Linked DNA regions of Homo sapiens: region 1 is linked to region 2. Evidence: chromatin loops called from intact Hi-C (ENCODE). Cell type or tissue: A673. All regions are shown on one strand. Region 1 overlaps ACTN2 (actinin alpha 2). Region 2 has its middle 5.0 kb from the start of HEATR1.

What was found. A loop is a pair of places that touch in the nucleus more often than their neighbours do. Peaks named below come from ENCODE experiments on the same cell type or tissue, not always from the same donor. Only the 100,000 strongest peaks of a DNase experiment are listed, where the experiment ranks them.
Region 1: a loop joins it to region 2, with 2.5 times the contacts of the local background. A loop is called at or near these places in 4 of 110 quality-filtered maps.

The regions. Positions count from the first base shown.
Region 1 is chr1:236,733,440-236,735,939 of GRCh38, forward strand. It overlaps ACTN2 (actinin alpha 2), which reads left to right. Exons shown (of 21, transcript NM_001103.4): 8 at 2,196-2,281. Among named protein-coding and RNA genes, the nearest start is that of ACTN2, 48 kb to the left of the region's middle. In A673, no CTCF peak of the experiment used is centred here; no DNase peak of the experiment used is centred here; H3K27ac peaks cover 985 bases.
Region 2 is chr1:236,608,291-236,610,790 of GRCh38, forward strand. No RefSeq gene overlaps it. Among named protein-coding and RNA genes, the nearest start is that of HEATR1, 5.0 kb to the left of the region's middle. In A673, a CTCF peak has its summit at 1,026 (motif pointing right); a DNase peak (open chromatin) is centred at 1,041.

The DNA.
Region 1 (2,500 bases), 130 kb after region 2:
TCCTTCCAGGCAGATGGGGTGTGTTAGCACTGTGTTCATTTCCTCCTCCTCATCTTCCATACTTTTCTTCGTCTTTCCCTTTTAATGGTTCAGAAGAATGCTCACACGCTGTATTATTATCTTTACAGAATAATTGCTCAAAAGAATCTTCCGGCAAACAGTTCTGAACTTGGCCACCTAGCGTGTAGAGCGTGCGGTGGCATCACTGCCTAACAGATTTAGCCACGCATTCCCTGTATTCCTGTATTCCCATGCCTTCTATCAGCAGTTTAAAATTTCTGCTGCTCTTTGATGGTAATGTCAGGTCCAGGTCTCCTCAGATCATGAGTGCCTTTTGGTAAATCCTTGCCTTCCCGTCTGCTGCCATGGACCTTAATTCCTGTCATTTGTGTTGGTCTCTGAACCCAAGTGGGGATTTTCAAGTGACTCATCGGCCCACTCACCCATGAACTGTTATTTGTAGCAAAAACTGGTGAAACTCTTCCTAAACTTATCTACTGTGCTTTTACAAGGTTGTAAAAATTGTTTCTCTATTTCCCTCCACAAATCTTTGTTTGAGGTGCAGACTAGGTTTAGAACTGTGGGTACATTTGCTCCATGAAAACCTGCAGAAGTGATCTTGTGGACCCCTGGGCCCTCCATGTGTGTAGTAATAGAAAGTCCTGGTGAGTGTGCTGGTGTGTGCACTCTGTTCAATTCCGAGGGCCTAATTCTGTCCGTGGAGGTGCCTTTCTTGCTAGGTTAGGGCTCTTCTGGGTTAGCCTTGGCGTTCTCTTTGGCAATTCCTTTGTTTCCTTTGACTATTCTCAAAAGTGCACAGAGAGTAATCCCTTTGCAGGTGTGACTTCTTTGATTTGAGCCAAAATGTTAGGAACATAAGTGTATGGGGGCGAAGGGGGAGGATTCCTGATTCCAACACCTCTGAGGAAGTGCTTAGCAGAAGCCTGCTGGTATTAGAACATCCACGCGGTTAACCTTCTTTTCTCCACACAGATTTAGTATACACTGCCAGACCCGATGAAAGAGCCATAATGACTTATGTTTCCTGTTACTATCATGCTTTTGCTGGTGCACAGAAGGTGAGGATGTAAACCATGAGTCACTGCTCACCCTTCACCTTCTGTGTCTTAATTTTTTTTCAATTGTTTTCCTCTTTTTTCCCCCCTCTCCTCCGAGTAAGGAGACTGTCTGGTTCCCAGGAGGCAGTTGTTTGTCTTTTTTAGTCTAGCTTTCTTTGAAACTTACTTTCTGTTCATGCAGTGGTATGCCGTTCATGTTTGTTTTCTGGAAGATTCTATAGTTACACAACCCCACATCCTTTCTGTTCATAGTCTCTGCAAACCCAATGACTAGGTTTCACCATAGGGAATTGTCAGGTATCTTTTTAACTTCACTCTGACCCATTGACTGACCCAAGTTTATGAACGAGGTTAAAAAGCAACTTACCGAAAAATGGTGTTGCCAAGATGGAGGAAGAAAGGATGTAGGTTTTCATGGTTCTGTTTTCTGTCTTCCTTTTGGCTGTTTCAGCAATTAGTAGAAATAGTAGCGAGTCTTAATAAGCACAAGCCATGTAGACCCTTCTCTTTAGATGTTTTGTTATTCTTGGTGATTTCTATAAGCGGTATGGTAAGTATGTATTGAAGTTATTAAAAGAGCTGCCCTCTCCAGTGAATTTCATCCTCACGCAAGGCACTTTACAGAGTAGAAATCCCCAACAGTTGTTTGGGTGGGGAAGGGGAAGTGGGAAGACAGATAGCCCATTGCAGCCCTGTGAATATTCCCCGCATCTTGCAAAGTGACCTGCGTTCCCCAGAGCAGAGGGGCCGGGTGCCCTGATGCGGTTGGAGGACCGGAGTCACGAGGAAGGGGTAACAAGCTCTGATCTGCAACAGACCAGGTTTCCATGTGAAAGCATTGAATGCACCTTTAAAAGCCCATCAAGGGGTGGGGGAGAAAACAAGCCCTCAGTTTGATCCTTAAAAAACATGCTGGCTCAAACCATCCTGTTCACGAATCATTTCGATACAATATGGCCTTCCTGAGGTTCGGGACCACGGGCCCATGAAACACAGAAATCTGGTCAGTGTAAACCAATTTGTTCTTCCCTCTGTTCTCCCTGGTTTCTCTCCTTCGTCTGTATGTGTGTGGTGTGTGTGTGTGCGCGCGTCCTGTGTTATTTTCTCCCCCTTCAGACATCGTGAACACCCCTAAACCCGATGAAAGAGCCATCATGACGTACGTCTCTTGCTTCTACCACGCTTTTGCGGGCGCGGAGCAGGTACTCAACACTTGTCCGTCCGGGCTGTTGTGTTACTCTCTGTTGGTTTTAGTTGTGTGTGCATACTTGAGTGTGTGTTTGTGCGCTTCACATCTTACCTTGGAATCTTTCTGAGTGTTTTCTAATAACCTCATATGGCAAGTTCTAAACTGTGAAAACTTTTTTTTAACAGCTTTAACTTTAGACAGTTCCTGAAATGTTTTTATGTGTTTTACTTTT
Region 2 (2,500 bases):
AAGGCAGGTTCCCACATTTTTAAGCAAATTTATTTTGTATGATTTGTGATATGCAGAGATCACGATCTAAGGATGATGTTGAAGACTTTCTCGTGTTTACTACTAAATCCTAACTACCAAATAAAGTACCTGGAACGTGGTTAACAATACATATTTATTTATCGAATGAATGAATGAATATAAATGTGCATAAGCTGTATCTGTATCTCCTTCCTGTTCAAGAAATGTGTATCAGAATTCAAGTGAATAAGTGTAGCATTATTATAGGAATAACTTAGAATTATTCTAACTATAATAAAAGTAAAATTTTCACAAACTTCAAAGTTTAATTATTAGTAGAGTGTTTACATCATATATCACAACTGATGGGATACCATCCACTTGAAAATATATCTGTTGCTGGGCTCAGTGGCTCACGCTTGTAAACCCAGCAGGTTGAGAGGCCAAGGCTGGCATATCGCTTGAGCCCAGGAATTCAAGACCAGTCTGAGCAACATGGGGAAACTCCACCTCTGCAATGAGCACAAAAATTAGCCGGGCATGGTAGCACGCCCTGGGAGGCTGAAAATGGGAGGATCAGTTGAGCCTGGGAGGATCAATTGAGCCTGGGAGGCAGAGGTTGAAGTGAGCTGAAATTGCACCACTGAACTCCAGCCTGGGTACCAGAGGGAGTCGCAAAAAGTAAAAAGAAAGAAAGAAAGAAAAATAACGAGAAAAGAAATAGGATGTGTGTAATTAGCAATGTAAAGTCAACATATGAAATCTACATTTTGGCAATATGCTAAAAAAAATTGACTAGTTAAATGATTGAGAAGTATGTGTTTCGTCATATTGCATCCCAAACAAATTTATTTGCATTTTTATAAGCTTGAGCACTTGTGCTCTTGCTACCAAAAAATTTATAATTTTTTTTTTTTTTTTTTTTTTTGGTTATTTTGAAATGTACTGGGAGGGAGCTAGGAATTAAAAAAAAAAAAAAAGATTTGGAAATCAACAGGAGCAAGTTCCTGAAACATCTTTGGAAACCGGCAGGTGGCACCAAAGCATTTTCCTGACCCCAGAGGGCATTCAGGGTATCCCCAGTTGCCTCATGGAAGTATCAGTTTTCACACTTTTTAAAATGGAAAATTATATACAATTATCTAAAAATTGGTTCATGAAAGCTTCCATGTGTCATAAAAATGCCATAAAAATAATGCCTTCGAAGGTTGTTTAGAGAACTACAGGACTTAACAATATTTAGATATTCTTGGCTAATGAGAATCATTCAAAGTCATTGTTTAATAAATACATTAAATTTAGATGTGGGTAGCCTGAATCCCTTTCTTCTCTCATCCTCACCACATTCTAAGTTAGCTTCTATTGACTATTTGCCACTGGGGACACTTCTTATTGATGAGGGCAATGGTGAAGTAGAGAACTGGGAAAGCCAGCAGGTGAAACCAGCATATTTATCATATAAATATGGTAGCAAAGAATTATCCAGGACAGTTTTGGGGAGGAGATGAGGGACAAAGGACTTGGTTCTATGTGAGATGGTTTTGAAGGGAAATTTGGGACAGAAAGAGTTTTGGGAGGAAGTTGGAGAGAAGGGCAACTCCCTGTGTGAGATAATATTACATACTAGATGGATAGGAAATAGAGAGAAAAAAAGATTTTTGTTTTATGTTTGGATTCTTCCTTAGGTATTCTTAAAAGACTTATGTGAAAATTTCAATTTATTTTTAGTTCTATTTGAGAGTGACTAGTATTTCTTTTTTTCTTTTGAGATGGAGTTTCACTCTTGTCCACCAGTGGTATGATCTCAGCTCACTGCAACCTCCACCTCCCAGGTTCAAGAGATTGTCCTGCCTCAGCCTCCCAAGAAGCTGGGATTACAGGTGCCCACCACCACCCCAGGATAATTTTTGTATTTTTAGTAAAGAAGGAGTTTCACCATGTTGGCCAGGCTGGTCTCAAACTCCTGACCTCAAGTGATCTGCCTGCCTCAAACTCCCAAAGTGCTAGGATTACAGGTGTGAGCCACCGTGCCCAGCCACTAGTATTTTTTATAGTGAAATTCTATGTTGTGGCTGGTTTCGAGACCCAGTAAGCCAGTCTAGTTTTATGTGGGTTATTGGAAGAAAGAGACAAAGATATCAGTATTTCCTAGTTACATGATTATATACCTAGAAAAGCCAAGGATTCCATTCTATAAACAGCTGGAATCAGTATGGAATATAGGAAACTAGGCAGCGCAAATATACACACACAGATACATATATAATGTGCTGCCAACATTTATCTACAACTGTAGGAAAATAAGCTGACCAGAAAAAGAGCCAATTTCCAATAGCAACACACACACACACACACACACACACACACACACACACACACACACAGAGTACCTGAGAGTAAATTAAACTTATAAGAAGATCTTCATGAATAAAACTATAAAACCTTATGGAAAATTAAAACAAAAGATTTTTGAGTGAGTGGAGAAGATGGATTGTTATAT